2 separate regions of the Homo sapiens genome follow, and region 1 is linked to region 2. A link is an interaction called in ENCODE POLR2A ChIA-PET data of the cell type or tissue named here. Cell type or tissue: GM12878. All regions are shown on one strand. Each heading gives the region's core, and the rest is flanking DNA. Links, peaks and the distances in the headings are about the cores only.

Region 1 (10,052 bases), core at 1,053-9,052, 70 kb after region 2:
CAGTCAGTACCTGTGGAGCACTTCACAGATCTAGCTCAGTCAATCCTTACAGAATTTGCAAAATATGTCTTTTAGGTCATCAGGATAACATATAATCCTGGCCCTTTTTAAAGATGAAAATTACTTTTTCATTAATTACTTTAGTTATGAATATTCTTATTTGTTTCCAATTTATTCTTATTGTAATGTAGACCATTAAATTGGAGGTTTTGGAGAAGAATTTGCTTCAAGTCAGTTATATGACAGAGTTACATTCTGTTTTTCAGACAGATGAGCAAGCTAAAGTCTTACCTTTCTTATTTCATGTTTATGAGAGATAATTAAGATAAACTGTGTTAACTGTGGATGATGATGAACTAAATTAACTTCAAACAGAATATTGCCAGGCCATACGATTTAGTAACACTTGCGTACAATTTACAGGTTTAATACGTTCTCCTATCCATTTGCTTATTAAACGTTTCACGGCAACTTAATAACAAAGCCCTTCAGCTCAGATACTAGTCATTCATTAACTTATTTGTTGGCTTATTTGTTGGTCTATTCTGGCTAATCTTCTGCACATTGCCTCGTATCCAGTCTCTCCTCTAGTAAAATTGAAATTTCTGACGTATTAGACTTGAAAATATGGAGAATAATTAAATGCCGATGACAGGCATTGTCTCATGAAAAAGTCTGGGAATCGCTCTCAGGGAGAAATCATGTTCTGGACCTGAATGAAGCCTGGCAGTGGCTTTTAGGTTTCCTTGATAGCCTTTGTTTCCACAAATTAAGAACCATAAACTCAAAAGTGTTGCAGTTCACTTTGTGTTGCTACTCAGATCGAAATGCAAAAGAAAAAAAATCAATTTATAGAGTGGTTTAATTATTTTCACAATATTGTTATTTAAACTAATAATATTTTATTTTATTATTATTATTATTATTATTATTATTATTTTGAGATTGAGTCTCGCTCTCGCCCAGGCTGGAGTGCAGTGGTGCAATCTCGGGTCAATGCAACCTCCGCCTCCCGGATTCAAGCGATTCTTCTGCCTCAGCCTCCCAAGTAGCTGGGACTAGAGGCACGCGCCACCATGCCTGGCTAATTTTTGTATTTTTAGTAGAGACGGGGTTTCACCATCTTGGCCAGGCTGGTCTTGAACTCCTGACCTTGTGATCCACCCACCTCGGCCTCCCACAGTGCTGGGATTACAGGTGTGAGCCACCATGCCCAGCCTAAATATTATCTAAAGCCTTTGAGGGAAATTTATTTTAAGGAATATGTTGAGGATGTGGGGATTTTACATACCTAAGATATTTATCACAGTCTTGCTTATAATAGCAAAACAAACAAAAACCCTGAAAATAAGCTCAGCATTCATGAATTTTTATGAAAAATAAACTATCTTCGGCAAAACAAGAAACCTAGTGAGCATTGCACTGTTGTGCATGTGGAAGTCTCTTTACTGCCTGTTGCTGGAAGATAGCTGGCGCTCATACCTCCCCGTCCAGCCCACTGCAGTCACATCATAGTGACGGAAGCCTCTGGAAGGTTCACCATATACCTGTGAGAAAAGGAGCGTGAAAAAGGCAGTTCTTCTCTTAGTATCATCATGAAAACAGTTTTGACTTTGTGGACCTCCTGAGAGGGCCTTGGGGTTTTGGAAACCGCTGACGTAAGCAGCACTGACTGAGCACCAGCTGTGTACTCAGCACCCTGTTGGGGGAGGGATGAAGCACGGTGCCCAAAATGTATTTGGGTTTTCGAGGCATTACTTTGTCCACTATGTGGAGAATGGACCCTGGTGGGGGCCTGCTAGGAGAACATCACAGCAGTGGCCTTGGCTTGGTTGGTGGCTGGGCGGTGGAGAGGCAGAGTCAGGTTTGGAACATCGTTTGAACACAGAGCCTACAGCATTTGCTGGTGGATTAATTGGCGGGGAATGAAAAGGGAAAGAGCCCACGCTTTTGCCCTGGGCTGCTGAGGGATGGAGTTGCCATTTCCTGAGTGTATTAGTCTGTTCTCATGCTGCTAATGAAGATGTACCTGAGACTGGGTAATTTATAAAGGAAAGAGGTTTAATTGACTCACAGTTTCCCATGGCTGGGGAGGCCCCACAATCACGGAGGAAGGCGAAAGAGGAGCAAAGTCACATCTTACATGGCAGCAGAGAAGAGTGTGCGTGCAGGGGAGCTCCCCTTTATAAAACCATCAGATTTCATGAGACTGATTCACTATCACGAGACTAGCATGGGAAAGACCTGCCGCCATGATTCAGTTACCTCCCACCGGGTCCCTCTGATGACGTGGGAATTATGGGAGCTACAATTCAAGATGAGATTTGGGTGGGGACACAGCCAAACCATTATCACTGAGAGAGGGAAGGCTGAGAGTGAGGGTGACAGTTTATTACGGTGACTTTTAGTGTCACCAAGAAAAATGATGGAGTTTTCCTAAACACCACTTAGGTGTTTAGGAAACTACTACTAAAACTGACATCTATACAGTAGCGTTAAGGAGCAGCAGAATTACTTTGCATATTTATTTTACCTCAGCTTTTTATATTTCTCTTTTTTATGATGTTTCGTAATAGTATATGTTTTAGCGGTGCCTGCTCAATTTTTTCTTATTTTTAAATAAGACTGAATGGTCAAAAAAGTTTGGGGACTCCTGGTGTGTACACTAAGAATGGTCACTGAAACTTTCGGCATTCCCATGCCAGAGCCTTTCCTTCTTTGCCCCATCAAGCATGGTTGCTGTGTTTTCCTTCTAGCCAGTGAAACTGGGTGATGGCCGGATGCATAGCCCTGTTTGAAAGCAGGTGTGTCCCTGAGACAGTAACCTTTGTAGCCCAGGTACCCTGTGGGCGACATGCAAAATGAGATATGGCACTGGACTTCGCGTCGAGTCATGAGTTCTGTTTTTGCTTATTTTTGTTGTTTGCAACTCATTCCATCCTTTCATTCTCCTCTCTTGATGAATGGGAAGCAAGGCAGATGGCCACAGCTGCCCTCCCTCTAGCATCCAGTAAGAAGAAAGCCACATCTTGGGGGACGTCCAGGTTCATAGCCAGACTCCCTTACTTGTTTCTGGGTCTCATGGAGTTAATAACTCTCAGTTTGGTCCCTGGTTCGCTGCTGTCTCGGCCGCCCCTTTGCCGGGTTGTGTCTAGGTTGTAGCATTTTGCTGTGCTCACATTAAGGGGCCAGGTTTTGTCTTAGAACGGCCCACGCAGACCTCTTATTCCTTTGTATTTGGTTGTCCTTTTAGATGCGTTGATTGAGCTTGGTGAAGCAATGTTAATGAATTTCCTTTTTGGTCCCTCAAGGAAGAAAGGCCAAGGATATTATAAATGCAGCTCGGGAAAGCCTCGCGAAGATGATAGGGGGGAAACCTCAAGATATAATCTTCACTTCCGGGGGCACTGAGGTAAAGCTTCTGAACACACTCACATTCTGTTAACTGTAAGTTATAATAAAATACACAGAAAGTGATTTCCTTTTGCTACATTTTCATTTAAAGAAAGAGTAGGCCAAGTGTGGTGGCTCATGCCTGTAATCCCAGTACTTTGGGAGGCCAAGGCAGGAGGGTTGGTTGAGCCCAGGAGTTTGCGACCTCCCTGAGCAACATAGGGAAAGTCCATCTCTACAAAAAAAAAAAAAATTAGCTGGGCGTGGTGGTGTACACCTGTAGTCCCAGCTACTAGGGAAGCTGAGGTGGCAGAATCATTTGAACCCAGGAATTCAAGGCTGCAGTGAGCTATGATCACGCTGTTGCACTCCATCCTGGGCAAGAGAGTGAGACCCTGTCTCAGAAAGAAAGAGAGTAATGTGTGGTCTTGCTATATTGCATACTAGCTCGAGATAATTAGTATATATCCTTTAAGTAAATTCCAGGTAGCCGATAGGATTTTTGTAATGTAATATGTAAAGTAACCTGCTTTGCATTGTTATTTCCATAAAGGTTTCCCCGTCATTGTTGCCCTGGAATCAGTCCTTTTCATCCCTAATTGATAGATATTTAAGGACTTTCCAAGGTTTTGCTGTAACAAACAGTGCTGCACTTAATAAATAACCTTTATACACACTATTTTGTTTCACTGTGAATGTAGCTGTAGGAAAAAGTCCAAGAACTAGAATTGCTGGGTCACGGGGCTCATTTGGTAGATGTGATAAATGGCCCACAGTAGAGGTTGTACCAATTTATACTCCCACCAATAGTGGGTGGCTGGACAAAATACTCTTTATGGCAGATTTATAAAATTTAAAAATTCATAATATTCTATGCATATAACCACACTGCACTTATACCAATACATTTATATAAATTCTTAAAAATTAATAATATTGCTTAACTATAAAACAGACATAATTGACTGGAATCTCATGTTTTTGAATGTTGGAAAACCCCAAATCTTTCAAAAGGTCCCACTCAGGAAGTTGAATTTCTTTGAAGCTTTTTTGATGTTAGCCACAAAAGAAATTAAGTAACAGAAATTGTTGCTCTGACCCTTACCTCAGCACAGTTTTTGTAAATGCTTTTTTTGCTGTATCTCTGCAGTCAAATAATTTAGTAATCCATTCTGTGGTGAAACATTTCCACGCAAACCAGACCTCAAAGGGACACACAGGTGGGCACCACAGCCCAGTGAAGGGGGCCAAGCCCCATTTCATTACTTCCTCGGTGGAACACGACTCCATCCGGCTGCCCCTGGAGCACCTGGTGGAAGAACAAGTGGCAGGTGAGTGAGTGCAGGGTGGCCCTGGGACCAGCCTGCTGAGCTCCAGCTGCGAGGCGGGAAGTGGCCTGCGAGCAGAGCCCGGGATCCGCTGCAGAGATGTAGATTCAGTGTGCCACTCACTGTAACTCACTGGTTCTGATGAGGAGGCAGGCCCTGGCACCTTGGTGAATAGTTGCCCCTCACTGCACTGGGCTCCCTGGCTGCCCCTCTCGGTGCAGAGGCCAGCTGCCACAAGGGGGTTGGCAAGTGTGGCCAAACTTTCCCTTAGGAAGTTCATTGAGAATGAATATGTAGAACTAGCCATTTGTATAACTGAGTGATATTTGAAACTTGCATGTAATAAATATTTAACCTTTAAATAGTACGCCTGCAAATAGGCAAATGATGCTTGTCATTATTTGGTTTTCATCATAAAATCTCAGCTCCCACTCTCCTCTCACATGAAGGAAAAGGATCAAATAGACCTAAACTTCAGGTGTGAAGCCTGGAATAAGCGAGCTGCCGCACCTGATCTCAGCACCCATGACGCGAGGCCTCCTGCTATGTGTGGAGAAGCGGAGTGAGGTGGTGCCCAAGTGCGGCAGGAGGCGCAGGGGCCCTCAGGGAGGAGGAGGCTCGCTGCAGCAGCAGTGGCCTTGTGGCTGTCACACAGCACGGACAGAGCCACAGAGTCATAGGAAGTCCCAAAAGGGAGTGACATGTTCACCAGGTGTAGATCATTAACTTGTAAAAATGGGGCAGCCAATTAATCAACACTATCCTTGAGACAGATTTTCTTCTCAACCTGAGTTTTCTTGTGTAATCTGTCTGGAAACCTGCAGGTGAATAAAAAGAAAATATTTTTATTTTAAAGATTAAGGGACTGTGGCCAAACTGCTTGGTTTGACTATGAAGCCTTTTTTGAAAAAAAAATTTTTTTGGCTGGGCGCAGTGGCTCAAGCCTTGTAATCCTAGCACTTTGGGAGGTGGAGGCGGGTGGATCACTTGAGGTCAGGAGTTCGAGACCAGCCTGGCCAACATGGTGAAACCCCATCTCTACTAAAAATACAAAAATTAGCCAGTCATGGTGGTACGTGCCTGTAGTTCCAGCTTCTGGGGAGGTTGAGGCAGGAGAATCACTTGGATCCTGGAGATGGAGATTGCTGTGAGCCAAGATCCATTGTACTCCAGCCTGGGAGACAGCAAGACTCCATCTCAGGGGAAAAAAAAATTTATAACATTCTGTTTGTGGTCTTACTTGAATGCTTGCCCGTAGGTAAACATATTCACATGAAGGATTTAGATCCCAAGATTTAATTTTTTGCCACTTAAAAAAATCTAATTTTCTTATTTAAGTACTGTTAGTTTTTGGTACCTTTTTTTTTTTTTCTTTGAGATGGAGTCTCACTCTGTTGCCCAGGCTGATGCATAGTGGTGTGATCTCAGTTCACTGCAGCCCCTGCCTCCCAGGTTCAAGCAATTCTCCTGCTTCAGCCTCCTGAGTAGCTGGGATTACAGGCACACGCCACCATGCCCGGCTGATTTTTATATTTTTAAGAGAGATGGGGTTTCACCATGTTGACCAGGCTGCTCTTGAACTCCTGACCTCAGGTAATCTGCCTGCCTTGGCCTCCCAAAGTGCTGGGATTACAGGTGTGAGCCACCTGAGCCCGGCCAGAGCCCAGCCTCTGGTACCTTTTTTTCCCTATCTTACCAATACAGAGAAGGGCAACTTGGTATACATCATTATTAGTTACTGTTGTAATTAATTAACCTTTTGTTTAAAATTGTACAATTTAAAAAATGTATAGACATGCATGTGATGGAAATAGTTAAAATATTATAGAAAAGTATAAAGTAAAAAGTCTGCCAGGGCACGGTGGCTCACGCCTGTCATCCCGGCACTTTGGGAGGCTGAGGCGGACAGATCACTTGAGGTCAGGAATTTGAGACCAGCCTGGCCAACATAGCAACCCCGTCTCTACTAAAAATACAAAAAAAATTTAGCCGGGCGTGGTGGTGGGCACCTATAATCCCGGCTACTCGGGAGGCTAAGGAGGAGAAGAATCACTTGAACCTGAGAGGGAGAGGTTGCAGTGAGCCAAAATCGTGCCACTGCACTGCAGCCTGGGCGACAGGGTGAGACACTGTCTCCAAAACAAAAAAACAAAAGTCATTCTCCTGCTGCCCCTAAACCTCTGCAGCAGCAACCACTGTTACAGTTTGCCTTGAGTTCTTCTTGTGGATATTATCATTTTAACCACTTCCAGTTTAAGCTAAATAACTTAAAAACCTAACCCCCAGTTCTTGGTTTATCAACACAAGCATCCTCAATGTAAAAATAAGGACTTGGACCTTCATAAGCCTTCCTCGCACTCCCTCTGTCTCCACACATCCCAGTGGATTTCTTGTATATCGGCTTTAATGAGCTATCATTCATCCACTTAAAGTGTACAGTTCAGCAGTTTTTAGTGTGCTCACCAGGTTGTGCAGCCATCACCACTATATTTTTCAGTTATAGAAAATTTTTCTATAATTTTCAGTTATAGAAAATTCTCGCCAGCCCCAAAAGAAACCTTGTACCAGTTAACTGTAAATCTTCATTTCCCTCAACTCTAGGCAACCACTCATCTACTTTCTGTCTCTACAGATTTCCCTATTCTAGACTCCCCTATGAATGGAATCTTATAACGTGCTCTTTTTGACGGGCTTCTTCCATTTAACATAATGTTTTCAAGGTTCACTCATGTTGTAACATGTATTTAATTCATTTTCTACAGATGAACAACATTTCATTGTCTATCTGTACCACATTTGATTTGTCTGTCAGTTGATAGACATTTAGGTTGTTTCCATTTGTTGGCTGTTACGACTAATGTGACATTTGTGCGTATGTTTTAGTGTATTGGTATGTTCTTATTTCTTTTGGGTTTATACTTGAGTGAGATTGCTGGGTCATGCGGTAACTATCTGACAAATGTTAGGTAACTGTTTAACCTTAAGCTTTGTTTTCCAAAGTAGCCACACCACTTAGTACTCCTATTTGCAGTGTCACAGGGTTCCAATTCCTCCATGTCTTTGCTGACATTTGTTATCTGTCTTTTTGATTATTGCCAGCCTAGTAGGTGTAAAGTGGTATCTCATTTTGGTTTTGATTTACAATTCCCTGATGGCCAGTAGTGTTGAGCATCTTTCATGTACTCCTTGGCCATTTGTATATATCTTCTTTGGAAAAATGTCTATTAAAGTCCTTGCTCCTATTTTAATTGGATGACTTGTCTTTTTATTGAGTTGTAAGAGTTCTTTATATATGCTTGATACAAGTCCCTTGTCAGATAGATGATTTGTAAATATTTTCTCTCATTCTGTGGGTTTGCTCTTGCTCTCATGGTATCCTTTGAAGAACAGAAGCTTTTCATTTTGATGAAGTCTATTTTTGTTGTTGTTGTTGTTCCTTGTGTCATGTCTAAGAAGATTTTGTCCTACCCAAGGTCATGAAAATGTACTCATATTTTCTTCTAAGAGTTTTATAGTTTTAGCTCTTACATTTAAATCTGTGGTACATTTTGAGTTAATTTTGTGTGTGGTGTGAGGGAGGAGTCCAAATTTACTTTTTTTGCATGTGGACATCCAGTTGTTCCAGCACATTTGTTGAAAAGACTCTTCTTCCATGGATGGTCTTGGCACCCTTATTGAAAATCAGTTGACCGTAATATGTGAGGGTTTATTTCTTGACTGTCAACTCTATTCCATTTACCTGTATTTCTGTTCTTAGATTGGTACCAAACTGTTATGATTACTGTAGTTTGTAGTAAGTTTTGAAACAGGAAAGTAGGAGTTCTCCAAATTTGTTATTTTTTAATATTGTTTTGGCTATTCTGCATCTGTTGACATCTCAAAAGAATTTTAGGATCAGCTTGTTAAATTCTGCAAAAATCTAGCTAGGAGTTTGATAGGGATTGAATTGAATCTGTAGATGAATTTGGTCAGTATTGCTACCATAACAATATTGTTTTCCAATCCATGAACATGTGATGTCTTTATATTTACTTTAATTTCTTCCAGCAATTTTTGCAGTTTTCAGGATTAAGTTTTTGCACTTCTGTTAAATTTATCCTTAAGTGTTTTATTCTCTTGATACTATTGTAGATGGAATTGTTTTCTTATTTCATTTTTGGATTGTTCATTGCTAATGTATGTAAATGTAGTTGACCCTTGAACAACATGGGTTTGAACTCTGTGGGTCTACTTATATGTGGATTTTCTCCTATCTCTACTGTCTCTGTGACATCAAGATCAACCCCTCTTCTTCTTCCTCCTCCTCAGCCTACTCAATGTGAAGATGATGAAGATGAAGACCTTTATGATGATCTGCTTCCACTTAATTAATAGTAAATATATTTTTATTCCTTATGATTTTCTTAGTATTTTTTCTCTAGCTTACTTTATTGTGAGAATATAGCATATAATATATAATATACAAAATATGTGTTAATCAACTGCTTACGTTATCAGTAAGGCTTCTAGTCAACAGTAGGTTATTTGTTGTTAAGTTTGCAGGGAGCTGGCTGGGTGTGGTGTCTCACATCTGTAATCCCAGCAGTTTGGGAGGTGAAGCGGGGAACGGATCACTTGAGGTCAGGAGTTCGAGACCAGCTTGACCAACATGGCAAAACCCCATCTCTACTAAATATACAAAATTAGCCATGAGTGGTGGCACATACCTGTAATCCCAGCTACTTGGGAGGCTGAGGCAGGAGAATCACTTGAACCCGGAAGGCGGAGGCTGTAGTGAACTGAGATGGTGTCACCACACTCCAGCCTGAGCAACAGAGCAAGACTCCATCTCAAAAAAAAAAAAAAGTTTTTGGGGAGTCAAAAGTTAGACACAAATTTTCGACTACCTGAGGGGTCCACATCCCTAACCCTCACATTGTTCAAGGGTCAACTGTACAGTTGAGTTTGTATGTTACTCTTGTGTTCTGCAACTTTGCTGAATTTATTAGTTTTAATTGTTAGTTTAGTTTAGTTTAGTTTTGTTTTTTTGAGGCACTTTCGCTCTTGTTGTCCAGGCTGGAGTGCAATGGAGTGATCTTGGCTGACTGCAACCTCTGCCTCCTGGGTTCAAGCGATTCTCCTGCCTCAGCCTCCCAAGTAGCTGGGATTATAAGCATGTGCCACCATGCCCGGCTAATTTTGTATTTTTAGTAGAGATGGGGTTTCACCATGTTGGTCAGGCTGGTCTTGAACTCCTGACCTCAGGTGATCCCCCCGACTTTGGCCTCTCAAAGTGCTGGGATTATAGGCGTGAGCCACCATGCGTGGCCTAATTGTTAGTTTCAGTTGGTT
Region 2 (10,052 bases), core at 1,089-9,088:
CAGAGTTGACCTGGGCTCTTTCCTGGTTTTTTCGTGTTTAGTTAGCCTTTGCCTGCATGTATTAATCTCCCTGAGATATGGTTTCTTCTTGTCAAAGTACAGTAGCATAATTCTTGAAATAAATGGTTTAGTGACCACTTAAAGGTTGAAGGAAAACATCTCTATTTGGAATTAACTAGTAAAACACTGTAAGGAGAAAAGCACATGACAAAAACCACTGGTTTGCAATTTTAGAGTATTGGCACGATTATTATCAGACAAATAGGGAGGGAGATCTACCAACTTTCCATAAACCATACGAATCCCTGTAGCACCGCTAACTTTACACGTGTTCAAAGGTTAGCGTCAACATATGGACTGCTGCTCACTGCCAGACCTTCCTGATGTGCTGTTTCTTTTGCAGGTACATGTAAAGTGCATTTTCCTGATCCAAACAAGCTTCATTGTTTTCAGCTAACAGTAACCCCAGGTAATATTCTTACATAAGTATTAAAGTGATTTCAAACAGCGAATTATAAAGGCTGCCCAAACCTGTAATCTTTGCTTTGGTTTGTCCTCTAGCTTTTAAAAGATTAACACATTAATAACAATTTCATATGAAGATAAGATATATACTTCATAGTGAATGAAATAAAGCATATTAAAGTGAATTTGAGGCATTCAGTGTACACTCTCAATAATGATGTATAAATATAACTAAAGTTAATGACAGCTGAGGCAGTTGGTGTATAGTGAAGAGTGTGGGCTCTGAAGTCATAAGTGGGTTCCAATCCTTTTCCCTTACGTAGGAATAGTGTGACCTTGGTTAAGTTGCTTAACCTTTTAGCCACAGCCTGCCTATCTACAAAGTGGGATCAAATAGGACCTATCTCATAGGACAGTTGTGGGGATTAAACAGATAGTGTGGGTAAAGCACTTAAGCCCAGGGTCTGGCACACAGAAGCAGACAGAAGATTACCAGCTGTCCTCAGTAAGACGGATAAGTGTCTAATCCCTAAGCTGCCCCAGCATGGCAACATATTTCTTCTTGGTCAAAGTGACAGCAAGAGGAGGACTTGTATATTTTCTAGTTACAATGCAGCTCCAAGAGCTGCAGATTCCCACACTTCACAACCCACTGGTGTTTATGTTGGACAGTGGGTGGCAACCGGTCGATGCTGTTGTGGGGAATTAACAAGAGGGAAGGACGTTTGGTGGTGGAAATATAGGGTGTTATTTTATTTGGGGGATGGAAAGGTAGTGAGAAACTGAGAATTATTAGTCACTAGCTAATTAAAATGTGGAAAAGAATACAGGATTTTGGTAGGTGGCAATGAACCCACAAATAAGTCCCGGCCTTGTCTCTCTGTAGGTAGGATGGGCTTTTTCTGTGGAAGATGTTTGATAATAATAGCACAAGAAATCCTGGTTTCAAAATATCAAAATATGCTTGAAACCTTAAAAAAAATTCTATTTTATCTATGTGATGGTTCCACAAAGGGCTCTGGAAGTATAAATCAGTCTGATACTGATTCTTCTAAGATAAGGAGAGTACTTGGGTATAGGAGTTAATACTAGAACATCATCATTATGTATATATTTTTCTTTTCTTTCTTGTTTTTTCTATTAGCTGTACTTTATGCCAAATAGAACACCATCATTAGAAAGCAGAGTGTTCCACATGCCTGACATCTATAGATAAATGTAGTGAAGGGCTTTAAACTGTGAAATGATGAAAACTCTAACGATCCTTTGGCTGCCTTCCTAAAACACATTGCATATTGTGCTGTTTTTTACGAGAGGTATTGAGCACACTCTAATGCTTTCTTGGTGACTCAAGGTCACTGCTATGGACATCATTTACTATTCTGTTAAGTAATGTAGGGTATTCTCAGAAATCATTGTAGTGATTAAGATTGGTTCTCTGTTTACTAATTTCAGACTTGTGTGTTTATAGTAAAATATTTTCTTTCATCTGCCTTTCTAGGGCATTTTCAATGGCTATCAGGGATTCTGTGGCTCTGCCCATCCCAAGCATGGGCTTTGTGGTCCTTGGCCACTCAAAGATGTTTGTTGATTTTTCCAGGCTCTTTACTGTCATGTGATTGGGTTTCTGGCAAGTCTGGATAAATGTTTCTTCCCCGCCTCCCCTCCGCGTTTTTTTTTTTTTTTTGAGACCAAGTCTCACTCTGCCACCCAGGCTGGAGTGCAGTGACGCAATCTCGGGCTCACTGCAACCTTCGCCTTCCGGGTTCAAGTGATTCTCCTGCCTCAGCCTCCTGAGTAGCTGGGATTACAGGCATGCGCCACCATGCCCAGCTAATTTTTGTATTTTTAGTAGAGATGGGATTTCACTGTGTTGGCCAGGCTAGTCTCAAACTCCTAACCTCAGGTGATCTGCCAGCCTCGGCTTCCCAAAGTGCTGGGATTACAGGTGTGAGCCACTGCGCCCAGCCCCCCTTATTTTTTAACTGAAATTTTTTACTGAATCACTTTAATGTTGTGATTATTGTATATATGACAGCATCTTTGATGTTGGTCTTAGAATTGTCCTTGAAAATGGAGCATAATTGTTACAGTTTTTGTACTCACTGTTCTATCAGATTAAAAAGTAACCTGTGGCTGGGCCCGGTGGCTCATGCCTGTAATTCCCGCACTTTGGGAGGCCCAGGTGGGTGGATCACTTGAGGTCAGGAGTTCGAGACCAGCCAGGCCAACATAGTGAAACCTCGTTTCTACTAAACATACAAAAAAATTAGCCCGGTGTGGTGGTGGTGCGTGCCTGTAATCCCAGCTACTCAGGAGGCTGAGGCAGGAGAATTGCTTGAACCCAGGGGGTGGAGGTTGCAGTGAGCTGAGATTGGCCCAGTGCACTCCAGCCTGAGCGACAGAGCTGTCTCAAAAAAAATAAAAAAAATAAATAAAAAGTAACTTGTGTCTTGGTACCTGTAAATACTTAATGCCTGAATATTCATATTTTTAATAAGTGTACTTCAGGGACATTAACATTGAGCTGTGCACAGCATGCTTTTTAGATACTGTGTATATGCCCTTATTTTGTGATGTCTGTGAATTAGAAAGCTGTGGTGATGCCTGCCCTTTGATTATTAAGAGAAGTGTGGCCGAGATATGCCAACCGGAAAAACTTGCTTCATATCATGGTTTTTAAAAAAAATTTTAGAATCCTGCTCCTCTTCATATTGAAAACAAATTACAGTGATATGTCTAAGTTGTGAAGTTTTAACAATATATGAAATAAAATGATTTTGAAATGGACTCATTTGTAGCCAGTAATCCTGGAGCTAGGGCTGAAAACTCACTAATATCTATGATCTGGGGGTTAGAATGGTCAAGAGTGGAAGAATTGCGTCTGCATTTTCAGCTCACACCTCTTTATCTGGCTCCTGTTCACACTTGCTAACATTTTGATAGTTTTGTTTGCTTTTGGAGTGGTTGCTCATGCTTGGGAATAAATACACTCTTTAGAGAAAAACATGGAAATGTAATTTGGTGATGGGGAAAAGAAAGGGACCGAATTTAGAAAAAAAGCGTCCACATCATCTCGCAAAACAAGAAAAAGTAGTAATAAGTGAAATGAAACAAAACAAAAACGTAAAAGATAGCCTGAAATATCCCGTGGAGGCTTCTGTGAAGTTAGTGGGACAGTTTGAAAAACTGGACCTGTTCAGTGAGTGGCCTGGCTGACATGTTGATGAAGGTCACCTCAGCCTGCCCTGCTGTGATGGTGGTGATGGTTTTAGGCTGAAGGGAACATGGCTTTAAGTAACAATGACAATTTTTTAAATTTAAATTAAAAATTTTATAATCAGTTTTACTGAGGTATAAAATTATAAACAATAAAATGTACTAATTTGAAATGTATAGCTTACATTTGGAAAATGTATACACATATGTAACCATAACCCCAATAAAGATGAAAAACATTTCCATCATTCCCAAAGTTTCCTTCTGCCTCTTTGCAGCCAGTTCCTTGCCCCCTACACCACCATCCAAAATTCCTTTCTGATTTTTATTTCCATAAATTAGTTTTTCTTGTTCTTGAATTTTTTATATGTAAATGGAATCTTATATATGTACTCTTTGTCTCTGACTTCTTTCACTTAACATAGTTTTAAATTTACACATGTTGTGTGAATCAGTAGTTTATTCCCTTTTTATGGAATTTTAATGAATATGTCATAATTTATCTTCCTAGTGATAGACATTTGAGTAGTTTCTAGGTTTTGGCTAGTATCAATAAACCAAAAGCTATGAGGTTTGACTGCCGTGAGCTTTTTTTTTTTTTTTTACAAGCTTTTCGTGTTCATAGTTTTCCTTTCTCTTTAATTCTACCTAAGAGTGGAATTTTTGAGTCATAGGAAAGATAACATGTTTAACCTTTTAAGAAACTTTCCACTGTGGTTGTGCCATACCCTGACCAGCACTGTATGAGAAGTTTCCATTGTTCTACACATATATCAACATTTGGGTGTGAAATGGTATATCATTGGGGTTTTTATTTGCATTTCCCAGTGACAGATGATGTAGAGTATCTTTTCATGTATTTACGGGCCATTTATACATCGTCCTTTCTGAAGTGCCCCAGTCTTTTGCCCTAAAAAAACTTTTTATTTTGTGCTGTGGTCTGAATACAAGTCTTTTGTCAGATGCATGAGCTGCAGATATTTTCTCCCATTCTGTGACTTTTCTGCTCATTTTTAAAAATGCTGTCTTTTGTTGAGGAGGAATTTCTTTTATTTATTTATTTATTTTTTTTTTTTGAGACAGAGTCTCGCTCTGTCACCCAGGCTGGAGTGCAGTGGTGCAACTTCACCTCACTGAAATCTCTGCCTCCCAGATTCAGGCGATTCTCAGGCCTCAGCCTCTTTTACTTAACGTAATGTTTTTGAGTTTCATCCATTGTAGTTTTAGTAGAGACGGGGTTTTGCTGTGTTGGCCAGGATGGTCTCAAACTCTTGACCTCAAGTGATCCGCCCACCCTGGCCTCCCAAAGTGCTGAGATTACTGCCATGAGCCACCACATGTGGCTGAAGTTTTAATTTTTATGATGTGCAGTTTATCAGTTTTTTAATGGTTTGTGCCTTTTATGTCCTGTCCAGAAATTTTTGCTTACCTGAAACTTATAAATATATGCTCCTATGTTTTTTTCCTAGAAGCTTTAGGATGGTAGGTTTTATGTTAAGGTCCATCAGCCATCTTGAATTGATTTTTGTATGTGGAGTAAGACAGAGGTTGAGATTTACTTTATCTATCTAGATATCCAGCTGTTTCAATGAAAAGACTTTCCTTTCTTCATTGAATTACCTTGAAAGCTTGACCAAACAGCATTGACTGTATATGTGTAGTTCTGCTTTTTGGACTTGATTCTGTTCCATTGGTCTGTGTTTACCCTTAGGCCCGTACCACACTGTTTTAATTGTCGTAGCTTTATATAGTACTTATTTTGAAATTCATAGATGTTAAGTATTTTGATGTTGTTCTTTTTTTTTTTTTTTTTTTTTTGAGACGGAGTCTCACTGTGTCGCCTAGGCTGGAGTGCAGTGGCGCGATCTCAGCTCACTGCAACCTCCACCTCCCAGGTTCGAGCGATTCTCCTGCCTCAGCCTCCCGAGTACCTGGGATTACAGGTGCACACCACCATACCCAGCTAATTTTTATATTTTTAGTAGAGACAGGTTTCACGATGTTGGCCAGGCTGGTCTCAGTCTCCTGACCTCGTGATCCACCCACCTTGGCCTCCCAAAATGCTGGGATTACAAGCGTGAGCCACTGCGCCCAGCCCAGAATATTCTTACTAGTCTACTAATATCTGTAAGACTTATATTGATGTCGCCTTTTTCATTACTGATACAGTAATTTGTGGCTTCTCATTTTTCTTGATCATGTTAGCTAAAGGTTTATGCAGTTGATTTTTGCAAAGAACTGACTTTTTTCTCAATTGTTTGCCCATTTCATTTATTTCTGCTCTTTGTTATTTCCTTCCTAATACTTTGGTTTTACTTTACTTTTTCTAGCTTCTTGAAGTAGATCCTAGATCATTGGTGTGTATGTATCTATTTTAGTGTTTTTAAAAGTAATGTTGATTGAGATATAAGTTACATTCTTTTACTTAACGTAATGTTTTTGAGTTTCACCCATGTTGTTAATCAGTATTCTGTATTTTGTATTGTTGAATTGTATTCTATTGTATGGACGCATACCAGTTTATTTACCCGTTGACCAGTGGACGAACCTTTGTGTTGTTTCCACTTTGGGGCTATTATACATGAAGCTGTTAAAATTTTTTATGTGCAGGTCTTCATTTGCCAGTATGTTTTTATTTCTTCTGGGTAAATACAAAGCAGTTAAATTACTGGGCCATGTGGTAAGAGTAAGTTTAACTTTATAAAACCACCGCCATTAAGTTTTCCAAAGTTTTGCATTCCTACTAGCAATGAATGAGAATTCCAGTTTCTCTATATTCTTACTGACAACTGGTATTGTCATTCTTTTCAATTTTAGCCATTCTAGTAGGTATATATCTCATTATAACTTTAACTTGCATTTCCCTAATGACTAGTGATGGTGATCTTATCATTTGCTTGTTTGCTACCTGTATATCTTCTTTGTTCAAGTGAGTCTTCAAATATTTTGCCCATTTAAAAATATGATTGATTGTCTTTTATTTTTTATTTTTTGAGATAGAGTTTTGCCTTTTTTTTTTTTTTTTTTGAGGTCAAGTTTCACTCTTGTTGCCCAGGCTGGAGTGCAATGGTGCAATCTCGGCTCACCGCAACCTCCGCTTCCTGGTTCAAGCGATTCTCCTGCCTCAGCCTCCCAAGTAGCTGGGATTACAGGCATGTGCCACCACGCCCGGCTAATTTTGTATTTTTAGTAAAGACAAGGTTTCTCCATGTTGGTCAGGCTGGTCTCGAACTCCTGACCTCAGGTGATCTGCCCGCCTCAGCCTCCCAAAGTGCTGGGATTACAGGCGTGAGCCACCACACCCAGCCTGATTGTCTTATTAAGTTGTAAGCTTTCCTTATATACCTTGATATGAATCCTTTATCAGATATGTGGTGTTTTTTTTTAAAGGGTTTTTATTGATATTACATATAGAAAAAATTCTGATTAGAGACTTCTACAGCTAGATTATAAATCTTATATAGTTATGTGTGTATTCCTCTAAATTTGTTTCAGAATATATCAGTCATTAGGCCGGGCCCAGTGGCTCATGCCTGTAATGCCAGCATTTTGGGAGGCCAAGGCGGGTGGATCATGAGGTCAGGAGATCGAGACCATCCTTGCTAACATGGTGAAACCCCGTCTCTCCTAAAAGTACAAAACAAAATTAGCAGGGTGTGGTGGCGGGCGCCTGTAGTCCCAGCTACTTGGGAGGCTGAGGCAGGAGAATGGCGTGAACCCAGGAGGTGGAGCTTGCAGTGTGCCGAGATTGCGCCACTGCACTCCAGCCTGGGCGACAGAGCAAGACTCCGTCTCAACAAAAAACAAAAAACAAAACAAAACAAAAAAGAATGTATCAGTCATTAGATTATTGATGTTTTCTTATTTTGAAATTTTAATTTATAAAAACTCCCTGATACATGATAATAAACGTGCAGCTTACATTGAGTCATAAACGTTTAGTGGATTTATTTGCTATCCCCATCATGTTTGGTTTGTTTCAGAGCTTTGGAGCTTTAGGAGGAGAAGTTTCTGAATGTGTAATAAAGGAATATCCCAATTTTTTTTTTTTTTTTTTGAGACAGAGTTTTGCTCTGTTGCCCAGGCTGGAGTGCAGTGACACAAATCTCAGCTCACTGCAACCTCTGCCTCCCAGGTTCAAGCGATTCTCCTGCCTCAGGCTACCAAGTAGCTGGGATTACAGGCATGCGCCACCACACCCAGATAATTTTTTTTTTTTCCTCTTTCTGTTTTGTTTTTGTTTTTGTTTTTGTTTTAATTATACTTTAAGTTTTAGGGTACATGTGCACATTGTGCAGGTTAGTTACATATGTATACATGTGCCATGCTGGTGCGCTGCACCCACTAACTCATCATCTAGCATTAGGTATATCTCCCAATTTTTATATTTTTAGTAAAGACGAGGTTTCACTATGTTGGCCAGGCTGGTCTCGACCTCCTGACCTCTGGTGATCTTCCTGCCTCGGCCTCCCAAAGTGCTGGGATTACAGGCATGAGCCGCTGCACCTGGCCGGAATATTCCAATTTTTGAGCAAAGAATTACAGTTGGTAAACCTGAAACCTGAGATGGTTCCATGCATGAACATTTTGTTTTTTTGTTTTTTTGAGACGGAATCTCACTCCATCACCCAGGCTGGAGTGCAGTGGCGCGATCTTGACTCACTGCAATCTCCGCCTCCTGGGTTCAAGCGATTCTCCTGTCTCAGCCTCCTGAGTAGCTGGGATTACAGGTGTGCACCACCACGCCTGGCTAATTTTTATTTTATTTATTTATTTTTTTTATTTTTAGTAGAGACAGGGTTTCCCCATGTTGGCCAGGCTGGTCTCGAACTCCTGACCTCAAGTGATCCATCTGCCTTGGCCTCCCAAAGTGCTGGGATTAAAGGCATGAGCCACCATGCCCGGCTGACGCATGAATGTTTTGGAACAACATTTAAATAGTTATGGACATGTAAGGAAGATAAGGAAATGGAGCAGAGCACCAGAGTAGACCTATTACCTTGACCAACATCCTGACCATGTAGTAGTTTACATGTAGTTTATTGTTAATATGTAAAGGTTTCAGACACATAAAATTTATACTCTCATCCCTGTTTCTTTCTAGCTTGATTTTTAATTTTAGTATGGAGATAAACATTATAAGGGGGATAAATTTGAAGAAGCACAGTTTTTTTTTTTGGTGGAATCTTTTCTTTCAAATAATCTTAAAAATACAGATGCCAATTTTCTTGCGATGTAGAATAGAAATGTGATGTTAGCTCTTAAAATGTCAGTTATCTGCCAAAGCATTCTCTTAACTTTCATCAGGAAAACATTGACTGCTCTCTCCTTGCTCCTTCCAAGAATTTGGCTGGTGTGATGCTTCTTTGCTTACTGTGCCTACTGAGTAGGCCACCCCATCATCTGATACAGAGACACCTGATCTGTTCTCACATTGGTCTGTCCCCTGCCTTAAATGTAACTCCAAGTCAGATTCTCTCGTGGGATGCTCAGGCTTCCTGAAGTGAGTATGACATGAATTGTTTTAAAAACCATTCATTTCCATGGGCAAAAACAGATTCTGGTGGTCTCCAGTAAAAATGTATATAGTGCGTATAAAATCTCCAAAACTGACATAGTATTTAAATCTTAAGTTTTTTGGCATTTAAAAAATTACCACCACTCTTTAAGTTTCCCGTTCCACCTGATGGTGTCTTTTATGTGGCACAGGCTTTTTATCTTTTTTAAGAATCATGTTTAGTGGGCTATAATTTACATACAGTAAGTTTGCCATTCTTAGATAGACAGCTCTCTGCCTTTTGACAGGCCTACGCACTCACATAACCACCACTGCAATCTTGAGGAAGTTTCCATCACCTCAAAAAGTTGCCTCGATCTGCTTTGTAGATCCCCTCTCCATCCCCAGCCCCTGGCAATCATCGACCTGATTTCTTTCCCTGTAGTTTTCCCTTTACTAGGATATTATTTAAATGAACCCAAACAATATGCAACATTTTGTATGTGGCTTCTCCCACTTAGTGTAATGCTTTTGACATTCATCCATGTTGTTGTGTTTATTGTTATTTCAGTTGTATGGGTGTACCACAGTTTGATTATCCATTCATCAAATGGTAGACATTTGAGTTGCTCTCAGTTTTCTTAAATTATAAGAAACTACAAAATTGTTCTTTCCAAGTAGCTGCACTATTTTGCATTCCCACCAGCACTGTATGAGAATTCTAGTTGCTCTGTATTTTCACCAGCATTTAGTTGAAAAAACTTTACTCATGGTAGTGGTTACATGGTGGTATTTAATTGTGGTATTAATTTGCATTTTCTTAATGACTGTCTCTTTTTTGGAGATGCGTCTGCTCAACTGTTGTGCTCAT

What was found. Peaks named below come from ENCODE experiments on the same cell type or tissue, not always from the same donor. Only the 100,000 strongest peaks of a DNase experiment are listed, where the experiment ranks them.
Region 1: POLR2A ChIA-PET joins it to region 2 with 5 read pairs; 7 of 35 experiments call an interaction of 5 or more read pairs at or near these places.

Annotation. Positions count from the first base shown.
Region 1 is chr2:238,064,754-238,074,805 of GRCh38, forward strand. SCLY (selenocysteine lyase) reads left to right here. Exons shown (of 12, transcript NM_016510.7): 3 at 3,312-3,412; 4 at 4,544-4,724. UBE2F-SCLY (UBE2F-SCLY readthrough (NMD candidate)) reads left to right here. Exons shown (of 19, transcript NR_037904.1): 10 at 3,312-3,412; 11 at 4,544-4,724. Among named protein-coding and RNA genes, the nearest start is that of SCLY, 8.8 kb to the left of the region's middle. In GM12878, for the core only: no CTCF peak of the experiment used is centred there; no DNase peak of the experiment used is centred there; H3K27ac peaks cover 619 bases.
Region 2 is chr2:237,994,341-238,004,392 of GRCh38, forward strand. It overlaps UBE2F (ubiquitin conjugating enzyme E2 F (putative)), which reads left to right. Exons shown (of 10, transcript NM_080678.3): 4 at 404-469. UBE2F-SCLY (UBE2F-SCLY readthrough (NMD candidate)) reads left to right here. Exons shown (of 19, transcript NR_037904.1): 4 at 404-469. Among named protein-coding and RNA genes, the nearest start is that of UBE2F, 32 kb to the left of the region's middle. In GM12878, for the core only: no CTCF peak of the experiment used is centred there; a DNase peak (open chromatin) is centred at 4,411; H3K4me3 peaks cover 344 bases; H3K27ac peaks cover 608 bases.